Regions from separate parts of the Homo sapiens genome. Here region 1 is linked to region 2. A link is a contact called in ENCODE Hi-C or POLR2A ChIA-PET data. All regions are on one chromosome and are shown on one strand. The core of a region is the stretch at or near the end of the contact, and the rest is flanking DNA. Distances in the headings are between cores, read along the strand shown. Region 1 holds the start of LINC02471 (long intergenic non-protein coding RNA 2471). Region 2 overlaps LRRK2-DT (LRRK2 divergent transcript).

The links. A loop is a pair of places that touch in the nucleus more often than their neighbours do. ChIA-PET counts read pairs that join two places held with the same protein, here RNA polymerase II (POLR2A). Pooled maps may share reads with other maps.
Region 1: a loop to region 2 is called in a map of B cell, with 4 times the contacts of the local background. The contact joins the promoter of LINC02471 here to the enhancer-like site in region 2. A Hi-C loop is called at or near these places in 6 of 168 maps with a recorded cell type or tissue (B cell, CD14-positive monocyte, GM12878 and 3 more), 37 of 37 single-sample maps with no recorded cell type and 13 of 50 pooled maps. POLR2A ChIA-PET finds 5 or more read pairs at or near these places in 9 of 52 experiments (A673, B cell, CD4-positive, alpha-beta memory T cell and 6 more).

The regions. Positions count from the first base shown.
Region 1 is chr12:40,153,249-40,159,895 of GRCh38, forward strand. It overlaps LINC02471 (long intergenic non-protein coding RNA 2471), which reads left to right and starts at 2,991. Exons shown (of 2, transcript NR_146526.1): 1 at 2,991-3,095. It overlaps LRRK2-DT (LRRK2 divergent transcript), which reads right to left. Exons shown (of 9, transcript NR_186757.1): 5 at 5,330-5,470; 6 at 4,606-4,807.
Region 2 is chr12:40,190,523-40,196,963 of GRCh38, forward strand. All of the region lies in intron 1 of LRRK2-DT (LRRK2 divergent transcript), which reads right to left. Among named protein-coding and RNA genes, the nearest start is that of LRRK2-DT, 30 kb to the right of the region's middle. Within about 2 kb of position 2,294, at least 4 of the 41 ENCODE cell types and tissues checked have a DNase peak (open chromatin) inside an H3K27ac peak, as active enhancers do; they include B cell, CD14-positive monocyte, GM12878 and 1 more, where a contact is called at or near this core.

The DNA of each region.
Region 1 (6,647 bases), core at 1,741-4,240, 37 kb before region 2:
CAGAACTTTTTCATTTTCCCAAACTGAAACTCTATACCCATTAAAAAATAACTCCCCATTTTCTCCTCCCCCAACCCCCAGCAACAACCATTCCACTTTCTGTGTCTATGAATTTGACTCTAGGTACTTTATATAAGTGGAATTATAAAGTTTCAATTGACATAATTTTTCAAAGTTCATCCCTGTTGTTCCAGATGATTCTCAAATGAACTTTTCAACAATTTTACTAAGTACCCAAAGTTTTAGGAAAAACTAGGCTAAAAGAAGCTGATATTATTGGCACTTCTATATATGTACCTGCTCTTTATTGGTCTTTTCTTCCTCATTTGTCCACATTCCTCAACTTCCTAACTGACTCACCATTGTTTAGTGAGTCAAATTCAACCAACCACCTTTTTTACTTAATTCATCACAAAAATTCCTGTCTTTCTTACCATGGGCTTCAATTCTCATTTAAATGACTGTTCATCTAACATTTGCAGTTGAACATAGTAGTAGCAACTCTATTTATTTATTTAAGACATGGTCTCCCTTTGTTGCTCAGGCTGGAGAGCAGTGGCACCATCTCAGTTCACTGCAGCCTTGACCTCACAGGCTCAAGCGATGATCCTTTCATCTCAGCCTCCTGAGTAGTTGAGACTACAGGCATGAGCCACCACGCCCAGCTTGGTAGCAACTTTTATACAAGGTCACAGCACCGAAAAGCAAAGATAACTGAGTATAAAGTACTTCCTGATCCAGTACTAATGAAGATGGGTGGGGGCAGAGGGTGGTGGCACTGCCTGGATTAAGTTTGTTTTAAAGTTCTCTCACATGATACTATATCCTCTTAGCCAAAAATTGTAAATTTCCTTTTTATTTTTATTTTTGTAGAGATGGGGGGTCTCTCTATTTTGCCCAGGCTAGTTTCAAACTCCGGGGCTCCAGGTATCCTCCTGCCTTGGCCTCCCAAAATGCTGGGATTACAGATGTGAGCCACCATGACTGGCCTGTAAATTTCTTCATATGGCCAGAGAAAGAAATATCAACTGGGAATATTTTAACCAGCTTCACATACTTTAAGCACTATATGGTCTTTGTTAATATCATTTTCCTCTTCTATATTGATGATGTTTGAAAACAAAGTGAACAGGCAATTAATCAAACAAAAAGACCTACAATGCCTTTCAGGGTCCACTGTGCTATCAAGTAAATAAATATTTTTGGAATAGCAGATTATTACACTGTAATGAGTTTAGCCTGAGAATACCATAGCCATTTAGAGTAGTTGGGGCTACAGGTATGAGCTGCTGCGCCCATCTTAGTAGCAACTTTTATAGAAGGTCACAGATAACGCCAAAACGCTAGCATCTGCTAGTGTGCACTGTATGCATGAGAGTCAGAGAAATTATTCCAGAAGAAAGACGAAAGGGGTGAAAGCTCTATTTAACTGCTCCCATTGCTTGATCCAGACACTTCTGACAGTCTGTTTTTACAGACATGGCAAAACAACACTTGGAAGTCATTTGAGAAAATATTCCTGGTATCACAGAGGTAGGCAAAAGGACAATTGATATCTGTTGAATATTTATGTTCATATTGATTAACTCTTTGAGGTTGCAGAAAGAATGAGTCTTCCTCCTCACTAGGCAAAGAGAAGACTGTTACAGAAGAGAGCATCTGACATGCAAAGCATAACACCGATAAGCGTGGCCAGGCCCAAGAGCAAGACTCAAACTTATTCTTTTTCTTAAAGAATCTAACCGCAGCCATGTTTTTCATTGTTATTTTAAGTGTGGGAGGGAACCCCTGCCTTGTTCTTTTTGAAAATCCTGATGCTTTGATAAAATAGTTTCTAAAATATTTCCTATCTACCTGCCCTGCTCTGTTCTGGCTATAATTACTAGGCTAGCCAAAAATAAACTCTCCCAAGTGTTACATCTAGTTGATTGTTGATTTCCTAGAGGGGGAAAAAATAAACTGTAGTAATTAATCATGGAAGCTTCTCTTTAAAAGAATGTTTACGTCATGGCTCAAGGCTCAAACTAGACCGGGTTTCTTATACTGCATATATTTTTGTTTTGTTCATTTTCTTCCTCTTTCCTCCCACCAAAAAACAAACAAACAAACAAACAAAGCAAAAAAAAACTGGAATCTGGTTTAAAGGGTCAAATGAGAGTTTTAGGTAGAAATACAAACTCTTGTTTCTTAATTCCACATTATATGTGGTTACTGTTTTGAGCTGGTGAAATTTGTTGAACACTTAGAATAGTCATCCAAGAACCAGGGGGGACAGAATTTTAAACCAAATAGTCAGTGATTTAGATATAGTTTTAAATTTTTAAAGCTTATTTGACTTTACAGTTCCATTGAATGTAGGATGCTCCATTCTTTTGAAGACATAGGACAATTTGTTTGTTTCTGGACCAGACAAATTTGGATTTCCTAGACCACCGAATAATAATAATAATAATTGCTAACATGTACTTAACTTGCACAAGGTGCAGTAACATGAATATCATGTGGATTGTCTTATGCAGCTCTCCAAATAATGCTGTAAGGTAGCATTGTGGAAACTGAAACCCCTAAAAGTTAACTTGGTGGTAGCTTGTAATTGAGAAATAGAATGTAAACCAAGGTGGTTATACTTAATGCCCTGTGCTCTTAAAACAGTATCATGCTGCCTCCTTGGAGGAATCCTTAATTCAAGTAGGAAGATTTTTCCTTATTACATCTTTGCGACTAAGTTACTGTTTTTATGACTTTAGGCAAATCAATTGAACTGAGCAAGGAAGGTCTTGATTCAATGATTTCTCAAGTCCTTTTTCCTTTTTTTTTTTTTTGTCAAGGGAGTGTCCTCTAGCTGAGTGAAGTCATTTTTCCTTGAATGACTGACAGAATGGCTTTGGTTCACCTGTAATTCACAGTTTAGCTGATCCAGTGTACTGTAAAGTCTGTTTCACTCCACCAGCCAACAAGGAGCAGGCGGCCGTGGTTTTCTCATGTTCTGGGGGAAGCTGTTTGTCAGTGTTAACCTGGCTAACTTTGGACAGCTGCAACAACAACATCTATCCCTTGGCATATGGTGTGTTTAGATGCTAAACACTGCCTCATCTGTGAGTACTTCAGTTTTTGTTTTTCACACGAGCCGGGTGAATATAAAAATAGAGGTAAATAAAAAGAAATAACTGAATCAGCAACCTGGAATTTTCTCTCCTCTGATTAAAGACTGTTGTTAACTGAAAATGCTCCACTAGTTGTTTGAGGGTTTAAGACAGAAAAAGTGGGATGGAGGTGTTTGATAATTTGGTTGCTATGCAACCACTTTACAATTATGTAAGCTCCTACCATATGAGGTGATACAGAAAGGGTGGTAGAGTATGCTGACGCAGTGAGCACACAGAAGACTTTTTTCATGTGACAGAGCCAGAGTCTGAGATCTGCAGTTGCAGAATATTTAGGTAAGAAGTAAATGTCACAAATTATAAAGGCCTTTATTTATAGCAAGAATATGGGATTTCTATTACAGAGTTGGATGAGCAAAAGCTCACCAGAAACAGTATTAGTTTCAAGGAAGGAAGACACACACATCTGTCCTTTGAATCAGGACTTACTCTAACCAAAATTCAGGAAAGATTTTTTAAAAAAGGAAACTAAGAATATGGTATACTTTATTATTATTTAATTAGCCTTGCCCAGTTGAATCTTTTTCAGTAATATTGTAAGGTAGGTGGTACTATTATCCTTATATAAATGCAAAAACGTAGGCTTAAGCGACATTCAGTAATTTGCTCAACATCATATAGTTGGGAGTAAATCTGGGCTGTGAACACAAAACTTTTAGTTCAAGTCCAGTATTGTTCTCATTACATTATGCTTCACAGATGATCATGTACCCTCAGTGTTTCTTTCATATTATACGTTCTATCTTTTATGAAATCCACTGATCTGTTGAAAATCTTATTTTTATTTGTTTTTGCTAGATATCAAGGGTTTATCTCTGACCCTTCCTGGTGGGTTTACTGAATTTCAGAAAAGGCTACCTAATTGATTTTATTGCATATGTTGTAATTTATTGCGTATGTCATTTACTCAAATATGCAATTTATTGCATATATCATTTTAACGTTAACTGAAAGAGAGAAAGTGTGCATAGTCTAAGAAACAAGACAATTGCAAGTTATTCAAAGTGGTCTTTACAATTTAGCCAGCCAAAATCTCTGACTCATGGATCTAATGCCAAGATGACAGCCTCACTGAGGAAGTTTCTTGGTGCGTCTGTTTACAGCTTGGCCAAAGGGCAAGTGGACACTTCTTTTCGAAGGGGTGGTATTATGCTCTCTGGATTTAGAAAAGATTAGTTAACATCATAAAGCTAGAGTTAGATCAGCATGATGTTATGTAAAACATAGTGTTCCCTAATCTTGAGTCACAATAAAGATTAGGTTTGTGTGTTAGGATGATGGTTTATCACATTGTGTAATGTCTGTATGGCTTTCACATATCCCGTATCCATTCATTCTCATTATGATCAATGAAGTAAACAGGGCATATTTATTCACTTCATTTTTGCAGATAATTGAAGTAATTAAAGGAAAGGAAGCTTAGGGACATTAAATGACTTACCTGAGGTCCCATCTGGGCAAGATGGCAAGCCAGGCATCAGCTTTATCCTCTAAATAAAGTTCCAGTCTTTTTTCTTGTCCCTTTGCTGTTAGAATCACTGGTGGCCTTACCACTAACCTTCCTTCTCCTCACTCCTTATCTTCAACTTACTTCTTGCGGGTACTCTTTGTACTTTTGTCATGGGGAACCAGGGCCACTGAAACTAAATTTGTAATTACATGAAGTTAGATTAGGTTGGTTAGATCTTAAAATTGAACTATATGCAAATAAACATGGGGTTCTGTGTCAATTTCAAACACTTGAATGTGGCTTTCAGAAAAATCTTGGATGAGAACTCTAATGTAGAACTCAAAGGAATTACAATGTAATTATTTCATAATTGTCCAGCTGAATTCAACAAACCACATACTAGTGCTAATTTATGCATAAATCACAGTATTAGATACTGTGGGAGACAAAATAAATAAATAACATATTGTCTCTGCTCCTTGGTGGCTTATTAATCATGGGAAAAAGAAGCACATTCTTTACTTTCTATTCTTTGTTCCCTCCCTTGTTGCATTAAGGATTCAAGAAACTCACCATAATAAGCTTTAGTAAAACAAGGTCCCAGGTGCTCTGGCCTTCTTACGTTTTACCTCCCCCTCTTCTTTTAAATAACCAAATACAGTATTTTGTGTCACCAAGCTACATTTGGCTATAGGAAATTTAGCTTTCTCCTCACCCCTAATATTTCTGAGAATTCTCAGGAAATATTTAAATGTCATGATGAGCACCTCTCAGTTCCACTTCTTACTCAAGAAGTTCCTCTTCTTGCTCAATATTCTTTTCATAATCACTTCAGACTCTCTCTCTTCATTGCTTTCTGTACAGGATGTTCCAAAGCTCTTTAATTCACTTTATTATAAAACAGTGCCAACACAGTCCTGATGTATCTGCTGAATCAGCTCTATATTGCCACAATAATGACATGTAGCCAGCAACCACAAAACCTTAGTGGCACACAACAATATATGCTTTTTCCTTGTGTGTCTTGGGTGGTCAGCTTTGTGGCTTTGCTGATCTCTTTTGGGCTTGCTGTCATGTCTAGGAGTCAACTGGCTGTCATCTGATTTAGTAATAGCATTGTGGCAACTAGGGAGGCTCAGCTGTGCTTTCCATGTCTCTTGTTTTCTAGCAGGCTAGCTGGTGCATGTTCTCATGGCAGAGGAAGAGGGCAAGCACAGGCATGCACACTCGCATGAGTGCTTTTCAAGATCTGCTGTATCCCATCACCTAGTCTCCCATTGCCAGAATGCTGGCAGACCCCAGCATCAGAATAAAAGGACACTTCAAATTCACATGGAAAAGGCTATGGAGTGAAAGATAAATTTAGGAAGATAACAAGTATCTAAAGATATTGAGGGGACCGTGTTCCTGCCATTTTGAAAAATCTACCACATACTGAGAAAAAGTGAGAATTACTTTAGGAAGGCAGTTACCACCTAAATAACTAGAGTTTATAGTTTCCAAAAAGCAATTGTTCACTGGTGATCTGAAATGTAATACAGATGAGATAAAATGTTTTTTTTCCATTTTGGAAAATGCCTAAAGGACTTTTTTGGACTTAAAACGTAACTCTAATACAATATGTTTATTTCCAATGTCTAAAATATCAGAAGAGATGACTTTTTTTCCCTTCTTTTACTTTCTTTTCCTTTGTTTTTGTTATTGTTGTTTTCTAAAATGTCAGCTGAGAATTTGATATGAGAATGAATATTAATTATGTTCCATTAAGTTTACTAAACTTTTTGACAGAATGTTGAAATTGCAGATTGGATATATGTAGGAAAATACATGTAATTTGTGGTTCCAAATATCCAGTTATATTTAGGAAATGTCCACAGAAAACAAAATTAAAGTACATTTAGGGAAAAATATTTAAAAATTTTCTAAAACACTATTTTCCTCTTTAGTAAAAAAGATATATGTCCCTTTTCTTGTCACTAGAAAAAAAGGTTTCTATCATTACTTGTACCTAAAAAAATACATCAGTTCCAGCA
Region 2 (6,441 bases), core at 1,044-3,543:
CATGGATGTAATAACCTTAACTAAAAAAAAAGATTAATTTCAGTTTTTTTCCTAAGAAAACCAAACCATATTAATAATAATATGACAACTTGATTATTTAAAACTTTGGGGTTTCTAAAAACTAAATCCTCTTACTATAACTTACACAGACCATTCATGACATGCTTCAACTGTATGGTTTGTTCTGAACATCCCTCTTTCTTAAATAAGCAATCATTTTACTCTAGGACTAAATTTACCATACAGGAGATTCTTTTGTATATGAAATTATTTCTCGTAAAGCTTTCTTAGCAAGAAAAACCTATTTATTTTTATAACTTTCTTTACATCTCTTTTATTTCCTGGTTCCTTTTACCTTGTGTTTTTTGAGATGGAGTCTCGCTTTGTCGCCCAGGCTGGAGTGCAGTGGCGTGATCTCAGCTCACTGCAAGCTCCGCCTCCCAGGTTCAGGCCATTCTCCTGCCTCAGCCTCCCAGGTAGCTGGGACTACAGGCGCCCGCCACCACGCCTGGCTAAATTTTTTTGTATTTTTAGTAGAGACAGGGTTTCACCGTGTCAGCCAGGATGGTCTCGATCTCCTGACCTCGTGATCTGCCTGCCTCAGCCTCTCAAAGTGCTGGGATTACAGGCGTGAGCCACCGCACCCGGCCACTTTTACCTTGTTTTATACATGACCTTTAAGTAAGCTTTGAATTAGACAAAAATTGCTCACCTTTTTTTTACAGGACACACCTTTTTTTTTGAAAGAATGTTTTCCTACAAATATATTTTTATTGGAAAATACCCAAATAATAACATATCTATTATTTAACTTAATATAACTTTAGATTCTAAATTTTAACAAGTTTGTGTACAAATATTTATCCTATTACATTTACCTAATTATTTTATTTAAATGTTTACCTAGAGTGTTTATGAAAACTGTGATAGTTATCATTTAAGTTATGGATCTGTCATTGCAAAATTATAACTGAGACAGTGAAGAAAATTTGACTTAGCTGACTCCATCTTGCTTTTAACCTTCAAGCTATCCTTGTCCATTCCTTGGTGTAGACTGAACTAACTTTGGGAGGAATTTATAGTTTAGCTTTAAAAACAGGCAATAACAAACTTTACTGCCTGTGGACTAGACCGCCTAAAGCCACAAGATTAGAAGTTATGATAATCTTATTAAATTCAAGATGTAGCTATTTTTAATAAACCAATATTAATGTCTTATTTAATTAAAGATTACACAAGCAAAGATCATTCTGTTTTGGCCTGGATTTATAGTTTTGTAACCTCTATGCCAAATTTTGACACCTTGGAGTACTTGTCAGGGATAAGTATAAAATTGCTTGACTAATAAATGCTAACAAAAATGTATACTGTCAAATTCTTATGACATTTCTAATATTATTTTACCAATAATTTTAAAGCCAGCTTATTTATTAAAGATTTTACTTAAGTAATATGAAGTTGAAAAAGCATTTTACTAGTCTTTTGTTTAGTATCTGATTTTAATTCCTTTTTTGTTAAGCCAATTAATTACAGCTCTTTTATATATTTTTAGTAGTGAAACATTGTATACACAACACATAAATATATAGAAGTATTAGGCATGCCAGTAGAAGTACATCTTATAGATTCATAAAGACTTCTTTCTTTTCCTTTTTTAAAAAAACCTTACCCTAGGCCATTGTCAGCTAAATAGCCTTAAATTTGCATATTAAAGGAAACAACTCCTTTAATCAGATAACAAAATTTACGTCATAAGGTATGAAGAGAAAGTCTGGTGAGCTAGAGGAAAATTAAAACGGATTTAATGGCTGATTAAACATAAAATTATAGAAGTCTATTATAAAGGCCCTCAAATGTATACACATACACATATGCATATACACATACACACACGAAGATTCTATAGCTTTTACCTCAGTACTCTAGCCTTTTGATACATACACATTAGCCAGCTTGCAAAAATAAAAAAATTAAAAAAAGAATACCTGTTAGATCCAAACAGCTGTTTTTATCTCAGTAGAAAAGTAACAGCAGATTTAAAGCAGGCAGAAATGAAAATGGAGATAAAGGGAACCTAGGAACTCTATAGTTTGCAGGTTGACCTCAGGGCACTTTTTCATTAATGTAAATGTACACAAAGACCATATTACTTTCATTTTATTCTGGCAAGTAGAAGTGCCATAAAACCTACATAGTGCTTGAAAGCAGGTCATTCTCCTTGTTTTCTCCTAATTCTTAGATTATCTGTTTCCTGCTTTTCTTTTTTTTTTTTTTTGGTCTTAAAAGGAGGAAATGAGCTGTGGCCTGGGGTTTTTGTGTGGTGGATTGATGCATGCTGCTTGTAGGCAGGACTCCATAGTGTGTCACCACTGAATTGTTTCCACCCCTTATGTGTCTCAGTTTCTCTCTCTTTTGAGACCTCTGAGAGGGCTCAAAATGCCGGGTGATCAGCCCTTATATGTGTTTCCTGGATGAGCCATTTTTAAAATTAATTTTTGTTGGGGATTTTCCTGCAGGGCCATTGCATGTCATAGGGGTCAACCCCTCAGACACTCTCACGAAGGCCCCCGTCACCCATGGGTGCCTTTCGGCTGGGAGGCCTTTTCTTTTCAGAACTGAGAAAACTCTGTCTCTTATTTACCTATGAAAACAACAGTTCAGTTCCTCATGCAAATGCACACAGACGAACCGAATTGAGATTATTTTGGGAGAAAAAGCAATAAAGAAAACCCTTTAGAATGCGTCTCCGAACTAGAATTAGGATCCTTAAGCAAATAACTTCCTAGGCAAGAAAGGAAATAAAGACAGCCAAGACCAGGTCCTGTAAACTGTATTCAGCTGCTTGTAAATTTGTAGCTGTCATTCGACATTATACACACCAACATCAAATCCTCTCACAGTGCAAGGTTATCTCTGGTATTCCCAAATCCATAGAGGTCAGGTCATGCAATACAGGAAAACAGAGCTTTAGACCAAAGAAGAATCTGCCCATGGCTCTTAAAACTCCCCAAAGAAAACAGAACACCCAAAAGGCCAAAAGGGGTGAGTGGCACCTTTGTTTTGAATTCTTTAAAGGAGTTCAAGTCATTAGAAGCCTTCTCTAGATTTTTTTGGTATTGCAGGAAGCAAACATAAAAACCAAGTGCACGTTTTTTTTGTTGTTGTTTTTTGTTTTTTTAATTCTCTTTTGCAGCTGTAAGGAATTTGGGCCAGATTAGAGAAACCTTGTTACCTATAATTTTGAATTCTTACTCTTATTTGACCAAGTCAGGTAGAGTTGATCAAATCTGATGGGAGAAAGACCAGAACAACCAACAACAACAACAACAACAACAACAACAACAAAACTCCAACAATATGATCAATGAGTGCTCTAATGGTAAGGAGAAATTAAGACCAGCTGGTTGTTAAACTTTAGTCAAGACAAAAACTCCCATGCGGCTGCTTACCTAGGGATGGGTCTCAGGCTGAAGAATGCTTTCTACCATTCTAGAAGTAGGAAAAAACTCATCTTCCCTGCTGGGAGCGAGCTCAAACTCCATAAAGGAGTTACCTGCCTTCCATCGTCGTCGTCATCGTCATGGAAACAGGAAATCTTGTCTTCCTGGTTGAAAGCCAGTAAAACTCCAAAAAATGGAGTTGTACAGCAAAATAAACTTTAGATCTCGACCAAATTTGGGGAGATAAGGGATTCTCTGGAGGTGCTGCTCCCAGACCTCAGCAAATTGTCCTGTTGTTTTGAGCCATAGAGTTAGCTGATGTTGGCACCAAGCACTGAAAGGAGATTTGTCAGATGTAAACCCTGAAAATCTGAGACAGGTCTCAGTTAATTTAGATAGTTTAGTTTGCCAAGGTTGAGGACACACACCTATGACACAGCCCCTGGAAGTCCTGACAACATGTGTCTAAGGTGGTCAGAGCAGAGCTTGGTTTTATACATTTTAGGGAGGATGAGACATCAATTGACACATGTAAAATGAACACTGATTTGGTCCAGAAAGGCGGGACAATTTGAAGCAAAAAAGCTGGACAACTCAAAGTGGGGACAGGCTTCAGGGCACAGGTAGCTGAGAGACAAACAGTCACATTCTTTTGAGTTTCTGATTAGCCTCTCCAAAGAAGGCAATCAGATATGCATTTATCTCAGTGAGCAGAGGGATGACTTTGAATAGAATGGGAGGCAGGTATGCCCTAAACAGTTCTCAGCTTGAATTTTCCCTTTAGCTTAGTGATTTTGGGGGCCCAAGATATTTTCCTTTCACAGTGATAATGTTCCATCAGTCTGTCCTTTCCTATTCTAAAACTTGGTGGTCTGGTGAAGAAGTTTACCTGTGTCCTATCTACATCCATCGTCATATTATGCTCTTTGACTTTACCTTATTTCATCTGTTCAGACTAAACAGTCATAAGTATTTGCTCCTATAGAAGCAACTTTGTCTCCTATGCTACTTTAGTATTCTCCTTTGATCCGCTCCAGATTTGTTAAGTCATCTTTAAAGTTTCTTCACCCAGAACTTCTTTTGACTTCCTTTGAGACAATGTGGATACTAAAGAAACTAAGCTAGACAACCTGCCTGTTTCACAATTTCCTTCCTTTCTGAAAAATAACTGGTGTTTTATTGATTCTTTTGACCAAATAATACCCTATACTGATGTTTTGAAGGCCTAATTATGCTCCTGTCTTTGCTAGTTACAGTCTTTGTCTTATTAATAGCGTATGGATTATTTTTCCCTCAATAGGTTATGTTGCTTTTTTCCCAGTTGAACCTTATTTATTATTTTGAGGCCCGGCTGCATTGCCCAATCTGCAAATACTGTTCTTGCTACCTCTTGGGCACCACCACACTCTCAAGTACAATATAAGACAGGAGGAACAGAACACACTGCTTCCATCAAAGTAAATCATGCTTTTTCATCTTCTTCCTACTTCATGCTCAGGAACATAAATCTCAGTAGAATCTCTAGAGGGCCTATCCCATAATGTAAGCTCTAGGGCTTAACCACTGATATGTACAAGGTTAGTAAATGAAGCCTATGGTTCTGCGACCAGACTGGGGATGTTATCTGGGTGGCTTTGACCCCAGTACATCAGACTCATGAGTCATAGATGACCCCTATTCTTATGCTGAATGCGCCACTGTCCTCAAGGTAAAAACTATCTCCACTAGAGAGTAGGAGGGAGAATACCTATAGCCAATGTGCTTTCCTTCCTGTGAGGCTGTTTGTTATTGATGCCACTCAGATGTGTTTTCTATCTTTACCCAAACATTCTGACATCATATTCTTTGTAACTATTTCCTTCATTTCCTATTCAACATATTTCTGTAAGGTCAGTAAAAAGATAAGATTCAGTTCTGTAATCTATATTATATCCTTAAATACAGTTTGTTTTTTTAAGTAAATGGAACATGAATTCAGTGACAAGTCAGAAAGAAGACATGCTCAAATCAATTGGCCCATGTTTAGCAAAAATAATTTGGCAGAGCACCTACATTGGTCATAAGGCCTTCATTAATTTAATAAATATTTATTTAGTCCTTAATATGTTCCAATCACTTTTATATTTGAACAGGCCAATGTGGTACCTCATTCTTTTGGAGGCTTACAAACTACCAGAAAAGAAAAACAGTAAACTAGTAAATCTAATTATATAGAAGAAGGAAGTGAGCTCTAAGAATTAAAGATATACAAAAACTGAATTTTGAGGGAAGCAATAACAATAAGAAATGCATATTGCCAGGCACTTTATATATATTAACTTTTAATCTTCATAACAGCCTTATATCAGTTTGCTGGGGTTGCCATAACAAAACACCACAGATTAGGTAAACAACAGAAATTTATTTTATCACAGTCGTGGATGCTGAAAGTCAAAGAAAAAGATGCTGGCAGGTTAGTTATCTTCTGAGCCTCTCTCCTTGCCTTGCAGGTGGCTGCCTTCTCACTGTGTCCTCATGTGGTTTTTCCTCTGTGCATGCTTACACACACACACACACACACACACACACACACACAGAGAGAGAGAGAGAGAGAAAGAGAAGAAGGGAGGGAGACAGAAGGGAACAATTAATTCCAAGAAATAAGATCTCTCATAGGCAATGAACTTTAATACACTAGTTTGTCCAGTAAAGAAACATGGGACAATAGATATCAGCTTCTCCCCAATTTTCCTATTAAACAAATCTCTCTTCTTTTGGGAAGTAAAAGGGTGGACAGAATGATGGCAGCGTTTTCCCCAGAACATCCCCAAGGTAGGGTAAGTATTGAAGGAAGGTCACTAGTACTTCTTGAAAGGCGAGAAGATTTGGTGAGAGTATCTATTTTATGACCCAACCCAAGAAAGAAATGTGAAGAGAGGAAGATAACAACTTTCTCCACATTTATCACTGAGGATTTCTAGATGTGCATTTATGTGTGCCAAAAAAAAAAAGAAACACTAAG